Regions from separate parts of the Mus musculus genome. Here region 2 is linked to region 1. The links are chromatin loops, found by intact Hi-C in ENCODE. Cell type or tissue: heart. All regions are shown on one strand. Each heading gives the region's core, and the rest is flanking DNA. Links, peaks and the distances in the headings are about the cores only.

Region 1 (5,000 bases), core at 1-5,000:
CCAGCCTGGTCTAGAGTGAGTTCCAGAACAGCCAGGGCTACACAGAGAAACCCTGTCTTTAAAAAAAAAAAAAAGACACTAGATCTTTATCCCTTTTTAAATTGAGTTGTTTTCTTGATATTTAGATTCTTGAGTTCCTTTTACATTTTGTGTACATTTGTCTATTAGTTCTCATTCAGATGTGTAATTGGTAAAAATCTTTTCCCATTCTCTAGTCTGCCATTTTGCCCTAGTAATAGTGTCCTTTGGCATGCAGAAACTGCTCGGTTTCATGAGTCATATTTATTAATTGCTCATTCTAGTGCTTACATGCTAACATCATTCTGTTCAAAGAATCTTTTCCTATGCCAATGAGTTCAAGGCTATTCTCCACTTTTTCTTCTGCCAAGTTCAATGTGTCTGGTTTTATGTTAAGGTCTTGATCCATCTGGAGTTGAGTTTTGAGCAGGGTGATAATTATGGATCTATTTGTATATTTCTACATGCTGTCATCTTCTTTAACCAGCACCATTAGTTAAAGATGCTATGCGTGTTTCCAGTGTGTATTGCTGGCTTCTTTATTTAAAAAAAAAAAAATCAGGTGTTCATAGGTACATGGATTTGTCTGGGTGTTCGATTTGATTATATTGACCAATATAAAATCCATATTTTTTATGCATTCTACAATAGTGCCCCAATTTTTTGAGAAAATTCATGAGAAAAGTTTTACATCCAACCTGTAATTACCTCTGACCCTGGATATTATAAAAGTTTTACTTATATACCTGGCAGCACTGACTTCTAAGGGTATAATCTTGGGTCCTAGACTATTCTCTTGATGAGTATTTATCCAAAAGGAGAAAGATAATCAGAAAAATAACCAGGAAAAAAATAACAATCCTCTGAACAACTATTAACTGTGATGACAGATTTAAAATACCTTCCAATTTGGCAGCATATCATTCACTGTCTCTTCATTAAAATTTTAGTTAACGAGCTACAAACATAGAACCCTGTAAAGCCGAATGTTTACACTAAATGTTTACACTAAAGCTGAAAGCATACACTAGCAACAGCACTGAGGAAGCAGAAGTAAGCAGATCTCTATGAGTTAAAGGTCAATCTGGTCTACATAGTAAGCTCCAAGACAACTAAGGATACGTGAGAGTCTGTAAAAAAAATAAATAAATGACTAACATAAATAAATAACATAAAATATAGAAATGAAGAAAGGAACGGAGGGTGGAAGGAAGGGAGGGAGGAAGGAAGGAAGGAAGGAAGGAAGGAAGGAAGGAAGGAAGGAAGGAAGGAAGGAAGAGAGGAGGGGAGAAAGGAAGGAAGAAAGAATGAAGGAAAGAGAAAAGAAAAGGAAAGAATCCTGTTACCTCACTTGAGCAGTGAATACTGTCAGGTCACAGTTAGAGGTAAACACTGAAAGGGAAGGAATACTGATTAGAGGGTGGCCAACTACAACACTATGTACATACTCATGACAGCTGTTACCATGTCCCTGCCTAGTGACTAGTCTAGCAAGGCCACAGACACACAGTCAGGAGGCTAGCATAATAAAACTAATGTGTGATTAATATATAATTAAAATATTTTCTCAGAATTTCTCATTTCAAATTTTAAAAAGCCCCAAAAAGGTTTAAATGAAACAGTAAAGAAACTTGTTGCCAATGCACCATTAGAAAGTTCAGGGGACTTCTTGGCTTGATAAAATCCTCCTCCTGGACCTAGATAACTGACTGAACTTGACTTAAGACTAATTTCTTTGAGAACACACTAAGTTTCTATAAATTATGGCTCCTGCCAATTGAGAAATTAGGGTCTTGTTGAAATTCAGAGTCAGAAAACCATAATGTACAATACTGGGAGTTTTATTGTACACAGTTGAAGTGATTCACAAGAGGGAACTGGCAACATGTGTAGCATTCAATAAGAAAGGAGATGGAGCAGTGGCACAGGGCTTTAATTCCCCACTAAGGAGGTGGAGCCAGACAAATCTCTGTGAGTTCAAGGCCAGCCTGATTTATATGAGTACTAAGACCACCTGAGCTAAGTAGAGAGATACTGACTCAAAGGAAGAAAGAAGGAAAGAAGGAAGGAAGGAAGGAAGGAAGGAAGGAAGGAAGGAAGGAAGGAAGGAAGGAAGGAAGGAGAAAGAGAGAGAGAGAGGGCGGGAGGGAGGGAGGGAGGGAGGGAGGGAGGGAGGGAGGGAGGGAGGGAGGGAGGGAGGAAAAAGAGAAAGGAAGGAAGGAAGGGAATGAGGGGATGGAGAGAGAGACAAAGAGGAGGGAAGGTAAGTCAAAAAAGAAAGATGTAACTTGTTCTGAGAGTTGATGAATAGACATAATTCAGATGGGCAGGGAAGGAATGGGCAATGAAAGTATAGAATAAAACAAATAAAAGTCAGACCGAAAAACAGGGTTAAGGGGTGTTCTTGATAGAAAATGTGGATGATTAAGTCAAATCAATAAGTTGGACATCGTACAGAAGACTGGAAATAGTGATATGGTGAATAGTAGCCAGGTCTGTTACATGACTCCTCATTTAATTTGGAGTCCATAAAACAACACTTTTTACTATGATCATGTCTCCAATCCCTCATGAGGTACAATCATACTGGAACAATGTTTTAAGTTTATGTGAAATTTACATTTAACTGGGAGTCCAATATTTTTGCTAAATGTATCAATCCCACAGGTGGGATGATATTTTTGGGAGCCAAGGTCCTAAAGACATACCTGCAATGTCATCAGTTAAAGACACCTTTAAAACCTGTCTTCTTTTTAAACATTTCCCACAAACGCTCATCACTCCTCACTTTGAACTAATTTTGCTACCTACTTCTACCTAAAGAAGACATTGCGTAGTATTTGTGAAACGTTTTGATGGACGTGCTATGGGCATTTAGTGACATCTTGTGGTAGAGGCCAGAGAATGCTGATAAACATCATACGGGATACCAGGAAACTTACTCCCACTCCAACACACACACACAGAGAGAGAGAGAGAGAGAGGGGGGGGGGGGAGAGGGAGAGGGAGGGAGGAGAGAGAGAGAGGGAGGGAGGGAGGGAAAGAGAGAGAGAGAGAGAGAGAGAGAGAGAGAGAGAGAGAGAGAGAGAGAGAGGAGAGAATGGTCAGATGTTGAGAAACTGCTTTAAACAAAGATAAGAGCAGAGTCACATTCCTCGATAAGTCCTCTTGGCTTTTACAGGATCTTATATCCTCTTCAACACTAATATACAGTGTTCTGCAAATCTCAACTGCTAAAGATTGCCCTGTGCCTGTGTTAGACACTATTTATTTTTAAAATGCATTTTTATAAAAAGGAAAGCTCTCTGAACTGCAAATACAACTAACTGCCTCACATTTGGTGTTTTCCTTGAATGTTAGAGAGGAATACACATGCAGGTCGACTGGAAGAACAAGTTGCTTCATGTCAATGACAGCATTCCTCTCTCCCACATTGCTCCTGAACTCTGCGCGAAAGACAAGGCCCAGCTGCCCTAAATCAGTTGTGTCCCTGACATCTTTCTTCACTGCAATCAGGGTCCACCTTCCTTAGAATCACCTGGATGTTTCCCACATCTGAATTCTTTCTCCTTGGTGCCTGCTTAAATCTTAAGACCTTCTTAAGCACAATTATAAAAGTAATATTTCTTACTGGTTCCTTGGTATAAGTTAGCATTATCACAGGACAGGAGGAAGGAAACTTTTGTTAGAGATAATTTGAGGCTCCAGTATCACATGTGTTACCCACAGGGTACTCTGGTCTTTAAGTTAAATCCATTAGACTTATTTTATACTTCAGGTTTGGTTGGGGGTTCTATTTTTCCATGCTGTGATAATGAACTACAGACAATTAGGCCACTGTGCCTACTCTGGCACTGTACAAGAGATTAGAGTGAGAGTATTGTGCTTCACAATGAAGCAGGGACTTCTTTATCCTCTGTTACCTGGGGACAGGGGTCTTTGAAACAGAAGAGCTCCATCTACTTATTCACCCCACCAGACCCCAACAGCCCAGGGCCCCATGAATAGCCCACTACTTTTTCTTTTGTCCCTCATGCTTTGAGTTCTATGTGACATTTTAGACTCTTTCTTTTGCTATAGCTCCTCTTAAGTAAACAAAGGTGACCCTGCATAAGATAGGGTAAGAAATTTGTAGCTGAGGATTGATATGGGCTATGTTGACCCTTGACAGATAGCAAAGCTTTTTCGAGGCTGATGAATATTTAATTTCTTTCCAAGAATTTCTTTCTTCTTGGAAATCAGTAAACCAGTTCCAACAACACTTCTTTTGAAATATTTGAAAGCTAGGAAAAGAAGAAAAGAAGGGTAGGTGGATGATGTCATAGCTTAAGTTAACCATACCTGGATGCATGCCCTTGGGCATGCTCCTTTAGTCTCTCTGCATTTTCTTTCTAGCTCCTAGAAAGAACTTTTTGTAATGTGTAAGGCATGGGCACATTAGTCATTATTTGACCCTTGTTCCTCAAGTGTCAGGTTCCAAAGAAAGTGTCAACTGAGTTTTGAATTGTGGGCTCTTCTCTTCTGTGTTGTTCCTTGACAACACTGGTGAGTGCTAGAATGACACTTCTATCCACAGTTCTCAACAGTCATTTGGCTTATCTGGAACATTCCCATTGAGTGTGCTGTTCCACATGGCATTCCATTCTGCTAGAAAATTCTGTGGTGGTGAATGTGAACAGATGATATTGGGGAGATAAATGAATAATATTGGTGAAATTATTTAAACATTACAAAAGGAAAGATTACAAGAAATATTATTAAGATAATTGGAATTTTAAATATGGGATTTTGGCTGATGAATGTTTATTCAGGCTTTTTTTCTGTCTCTTGACTTTAAATGAAATTAGAGAATGGTCCATAGATTTCTTCCTTTGTAATTAATGTCAGTATCTGAATATGACAGCCATCAACCATAAATACATATAGCTGTTCACCTCCATACAGTCTGTAATCTCTACTCAGAAGGTAACAGTCCAACTTTT
Region 2 (6,329 bases), core at 631-5,630, 250 kb before region 1:
GTAAGACTCTTGGCCACAAAAGCCCCATTCATTGCAATCCATTTTGCAGGCACCTGGAGGGCTGTGGGTACTTCTGCACAGACGTGGGCCATGGAAGAGAAGAGCCCTGACCAGCTCTAAGGCATCCATCTAATGTGCACAAATCACCAATAACTGAGAGTGTTTCACAGACTTCCTTTTGCTCCTTTGCATAGCCAGCCCACTCGTTGGAAGATCTGAAGGCATGAGCGTGGGAAAGAGTCCCACCTTCTTGCTGTGCTTGATTTCCCAGCCCCTTTCTTCCTAATCACGTTTGTGTGAAGGTAAGTAAGAGTATTGGAAATGTCGTGAAGTGAACGTATGGTCTCATTTATTTTTGCAGGAGATAAAGAATGGAGCCCTGAAATACTGACTTAAGCCAGAAGTTCTAAAAACGATTAGACATGAGGGGTAAGAAGAGGACTTACGTGTAAAATGCAGCTGAAGAGGCCTGGCTTGGCACTGTCCGCCTGCTTATTACACTGAATGGTGCGAATAATGTATCTCCTTTCACCTGCAGTAAGTACCAGGAGGATTAATCTTCAGTTTATTTCAGACACATTAACCCCTACCTGCCTCCATCTACCATTTCCTGGGGGCTGGGAACTTTCTGGAAAACCTCTCAGCTGCTGTTATGCTAGTCAACAGTAACTAGCCTCGCCCACTAGTCCCATGCCAGGGATCCACGAGGAGTATAGAGTGTCAGCCAATGCTGCCTATTTAAAGGACATTTTCCTCTTATAAATAACCTTCAATTTTTTTTTCTGGTCTGGGCTGGCTTCCTTCTATGGCCCAGGCATTTTCATTTCATTTATCCACCCTTTCATCCCTAAGGAAAATGTATAGTCCAATTATTTGCTTCTCACACTGGGCTCATCTCCAGAGTGCTTTCCCTGACCCCTAAACTCTGAACTTCCCGCCACTCTTCCTTGGTGTGGATGAACACAGGTACCAAGGCCTCCTCTGGCTGGGTACTGCCATCTCTCCACCTCCAGCCTCGCCTTCCTGCTTCACCCCACACACACCCTTCTGTATAGCCCAGATACTCTACAGCCAAGCTCCCCCACCTCCACTCCCACTTTTACCTTTGCTCTACTCGTCAAAGGAACCAGATTGGCCCTGCCTCCCTGATTCCCACTGCAGATGACACTACTTCAGGAGCTTGTGACCACACTGAGCTACTACCACCAGCCAAACAGAGTTCTCCTGGAGTCGGGACACTAGGATGCCTGCCTAGCAGGGACATGGGAACAGTAAACTTGTTAGAAGCAAGGACTTGGGAGATACCCCAGCTGAGGAATATTGGGGTCCTAGAAAACGAGGTTGCAGAGAACACAGGCAGAACTGAATGTGAAACAGTCATTGTGTCTTAGGATGGGCAGTTCTAGCCAGAAACTGGGCCCCACAGCAGTCATATTCTGCCTATCTCACAATGCCTGCTTTCTCTCCTCTGGGTTTTTGGCTTCCTGAATGTTTCACTCTTTCAAAGGGAACTCCACATCACTTCAGAGTCAGCAAAGCCCAAAGATGCCATTGTAACACCCCATGCTGGCATTAGAAGGCTCTTGTGTGGATGTTATTGCTTCTTGACTTTATGACCTAAGGGCTGGCTCACAGAAGTGTTATCTGCAGTGAAGATGACATGGCTCAAGTATGAACAAGTGCCCATCAGCACTGGGTCATGCAGACTCAGTGACTCTGGCTGCCTTGCTTCTTGCCCAGACATTTGGTCTAAAGGACCTCCTGCATGAGGTCATTGGAATAGCCCTGCCTGGAATGTCTATTGTCAATTTACTAGCGAATACTTAGGTCTAAAACCCTAGGAGAGGAAAAAAAAAACCTAAAGTTTTAATACTCTCTCTAAACTGAATATCCTCCCACCAGGCCACTATACACAGATATCCATTAACACTCAAACTCCACCATCATAGATGTGTGTGGGGTCCAGCTTCACCCCAAGAGACCCTACCAGTGACTATAAGACACTGCAACTCTGTCATGAGAGAGAAAGAGAGAGAGAAGGAGAGGGAGAGGGAGAAGGAGAGGGAGAGGGAGAAGGAGAGGGAGAGGGAGAGGGAGAGGGAGAGGGAGAGGGAGAGGGAGAGGGAGAGGGAGAGGGAGAGGGAGAGGGAGAGGGAGAGGGAGAGGGAGAGGGAGAGGGAGAGGGAGAACAACACTCTGGAAACAAAACTGAATTTCTAAGCACAGAGCAGTGGGGTTCCTGAGGTGATCTGGGGACAGAATCTGCAGGAATCCATTGAAATAAGTTCTGGGATAGAAAGATAAGAAGAAACCTAATGGGCCCCACATTCCTCTTTGGCCCCTTTGTATCTGCAAGTCTCGCAATGGTGGGTGATTTCCAGGTTGCTACCAGGCTTGTACTCTGTTATTTTGCTATGAATCATTTTCATTTGCCTGTTTCTAAATAACTACGCTAGACACCCTGCCTCAGCCCCACTCTCTTTCTCTCCAGACATGGTTTCTTTGTGTAGTCATGGCTGTCCTGGAACTCTCTCTGTGGACCAAGCTGGCCTTGAACTCAGAAATCTACTTGCCTCTGCCTCCCTAAAGGCATGCACCAATGGGCTGCACCAGGGAATATGTACCTTGTGCTTGACTGTGGAGAGGATATGGGGGATGAGACCAGCGCCTCGCAGACCTCAAAGCTCTTCTACGGTTCAGTGCTTTCCCTGAGATCTAACCTGTGCTCTGCCCACATAAGCTGGTGGTGGCCAGGAACAAGCTCAGCAACCCATGCCTGTCACTCAAGGCCATGTGTCTAGCTAACAAGCAAGTCATCGCCAGTGTGTCAGGCTCACCAGGCATTGCTGTGCAACTTCAGAAGAGAATTCTGCTCCCTGGAAGATGGAGAGAGCTGCATTATGGCCCAGTTCCCCAGTTCACCAACTATTCTGTGGCAGAAGTGACCAACCCCAACCTGCAACCGTAGCCTAGTGTGACTGCCTCCCAGAAGGCTATCCAGCCCAACTGGGATTTATAGGTTAGATAGAAGCCTATTAGTAAATTGCAACTTAGAGGAAATCATTTGGGTTTTCTGACCCTTGGACTACTCATCTTTAAGATATAGACCATTGTAAACACCACGTGGGACTACAAGAACTATACATTAGGTAATATAAATAAAATATTTTTGTAAACATAGACAAAGGACTATTGATTATTGGTTGATTATGTGTGAAGCACACCAACCCATACCAATTAAGGAGTTTTTAAAATGAGGTCTCATTCTATTGCCCAGATTAGTTGATTCCTCCCACCTCAGCCTCCTGGGTATCTGGAATTATAAAATATACTCCACCATGCATGCCTGATTCAAGGGATTATTTTTAGATAGCTTATCTAGAAGCTGAAATGCAACCTTCTCTTTTCTTCTCTTCTCTTTATCTCTCTCTCTCTCTCTCTCTCTCTCTCTCTCTCTCTCTCTCTCTCTTTCTCTCTCTTCTTTTGCTTCTATTACACCCTGGGCTAATCTCTACTTTAGCAGATTTTTGCTTTACATATTAACATTCTACAGTCCCCTGCTGACCTCTTCTAGAGTATAGGGTGTTCATTCACTTAACAAGAGGTCTTCTTCACTCTCCAACCTCCAGTACATAGAAGGGGGCCTCAATACCTATTTGATGAATGGGAGGATTCAGACAATGGATGGAAGGGGTGGAGCTGGTATTGGAGATATCAGGCATGTGGCCACCAGGGGGCAGTCGCGCTCTTCTAAGCAGGACCACTTGAGTCCTTGTGGAGCCACCTTCTCAGAGGCAGAGAATGCCCTGGGAAAATTACTCTAGTTAATAAAGGCTAGAACCAGAGCCTGAGTTCTCTCTTTGTGTCTGGCACCAACTCTGTCTGAAGACAGGCCCATCTGCAATGAAATATTGATTTCTGGGTGCCATTGTAGTTTGTGAGATTCTGGAAGGCAAAATTTTATTTTATTTTATTTTATGCATTCTTGTTGCCTAGTGCAGTGCCTGTCACATGTTGCAGGTGGAGGAAAAACAGACCATGGGGGCTCTCATTTATTTCCTAGAACAACTTTGTAAGTCAACAGCACAGGTATACAAGCTCTGAGTTCCAGAAAGAAGGGAAAGAAGGAAGGAAGGAAGGAAGGAAGGAAGGGAGGGAGGGAGGGAGGGAGGGAGGGAGGGAGGAAGGAAGGAAGGAAGGAAGGAAGGAAGGAAGGAAGGAAGAAGGAAGGACACTTCCAGGAGGATAGGGTCACCTTTAAGGTCACCTGGCCTCTGTCAGGAGCACAGTAAAACCTTCCCCTAGGACTGCCACTAGGGCTTAATACACTTTTGCTCTCTCTGGGCACTTCCTTCCACTCCTGGCCCCACTCCTCCAGGCATATGTATCATCTCATGAATGAGAGTCCCAAGTGACAGTGTGGGCCTACACTCAGGCCAAGTGTCATGACTGAAAGCTGGAAACACAGCTCAGACCTGGATGTGGCCTTCCTGCCCACTGGTGGGTCTTAGCAGAGGACCGTGCACCTTCTCTGTGGGTCAGCCTCCCTGCATGAGAGCACACTGTGTGCTAGGCAGAGTCAGGTATAATCTCTATCCCCCTCCCTCTTACTGTCCCCCAGAAGGTGACTGTCAAATGGGACAGAGGAAAGAGATGTACGGGGTAGGGATGGGGAATAAGAGATAGGCAGACAACCCAGGCTGGAAATGGAGGCAGGATGACCTAATGTAAGAGGATGTGAAACAGAAAAACAGACTCGAAATGGTCTTGGGAGGCCAAATAACACTTCTTCCCTTCTGCTAAGCAGGGCTCTATGCCTCTCTCTGAAGCCTTTTGGCATTCTGCTGCTGTTTGTCTCTGCACACATACAGTAAGCTCTGCACACACAGCGCACCCGCCCCCCCCCCCCCCACCCCATGATAGGGTTGTTCCTTGAGTGAAGGCCCTTAAGTCCACAAGAGAAATCACTCTTCTGAGGTGCCAGGCCAAGAGGCTGGGAAAGGGCACCCAGAGATTACAATCTCAGAGGCAGGCTTTTGCAGCCCTGGCCTTCCAAATGGCTGTTCTTCCCAAGAGGGCAAGGCTCTCTTGATGTTGTATCCTCCGCACTTGCTACTGAGCCTGCTACATAGTATGCACTCAGTAACCAGAACCCTATTAAAAATGGGGTAGGGAGCTAAACAAAGAATTCTCAACTGAGGAATACTGAATGGCTGAGAAACACCTAAAGAAAACTTTCAACATCCTTAGTCATCAGGGAAATGCAACTCAAAACAACCCTGAGATTCCACCTCACACCAGTCAGAATGGCTAAGATCAAAAACTCAGGTGACAGCAGATACTGACAAGGTTGTGGAGAAAGAGGGACACTCCTCCATAGTTGGTGGGATTACAAGTTGGTACAACCACTCTGGAAATCAGTTTGGAGGTTCCTCAGAATATTGGACATAGTACTATCTGAGGATCCAGCAATGCCACTCCTGGGCATATACCCAGAAGATGCTCCAATAAGGACATATGATCCTTATTTATAATAGCCTTATTTAAAATAGCCAGAAGCTGGAAACAACCCAGAAGGCCTTCAACAGTGTAATGGATACAGAAAATGTGATACATTTACACAATGGAGTACTACTCAGCTATTAAAAACAATGATTTCATGAAAGTCTTAGGAAAATGGATGGAACTAGAAAATATCACCCTGAGTGAGGTAACCCAATCACAAAAAAACACATAAGGTATGCACTCAATGATAAGTAGATATTAACCCAGAATCTCAGACTACCCAAGATACAATTCACAGACCACATGAAACTCAAGAAGGAAGACCAAAGTGTGGATATTTTGATCCTTTTCAGAGGGGGAACAAAATAACGATGGGAGGAGATACAGAGACAAAGTGTGGAGCAGAGACTGAAGGAAAGGCCATCCAGAGACTGCCCCACCTGGGCATCCATCACATATACTGTCACCAAACCCAGACACTATTGCTTGTTGACAAGTACTTGCTGACAAGAACCTGATATAGCTGTCTCCTGAGAGACTCTACCAGTGCCTGACAAATACAGAGGTGGATGCTGTCAGCCAACCACTGGACAGAGCACAAGGCCCCCAATAGAGGAGCTAGAGAAAGGACCCAAGTAGCTGAAGTGGTTTGCAACCCCATAGGAGGAACAACAATATGAACCAACCAGTACCCCCAGAGATCCCTGGGACTAAACCATCAACCAAAGAGTACACATGGTGGAACTCATGGCTCCATCCACGTGTGATCAGAGGATGGCCTTGTTGGTCATCAGTGGGAGGAGAGGCCCTGTGAAGGCTGGATG

The links. Peaks named below come from ENCODE experiments on the same cell type or tissue, not always from the same donor. Only the 100,000 strongest peaks of a DNase experiment are listed, where the experiment ranks them.
Region 2: a loop joins it to region 1, with 6 times the contacts of the local background. A loop is called at or near these places in 20 of 42 quality-filtered maps.

The regions. Positions count from the first base shown.
Region 1 is chr3:20,253,195-20,258,194 of GRCm38, reverse strand. The region is part of intron 9 of Cpb1 (carboxypeptidase B1 (tissue)); the gene reads left to right. Among named protein-coding and RNA genes, the nearest start is that of Cpa3, 14 kb to the right of the region's middle. In heart, for the core only: a CTCF peak has its summit at 2,866 (motif pointing left); no DNase peak of the experiment used is centred there; H3K27ac peaks cover 457 bases.
Region 2 is chr3:20,506,802-20,513,130 of GRCm38, reverse strand. No RefSeq gene overlaps it. Among named protein-coding and RNA genes, the nearest start is that of Gm31466, 3.8 kb to the right of the region's middle. In heart, for the core only: a CTCF peak has its summit at 3,724 (motif pointing right); no DNase peak of the experiment used is centred there.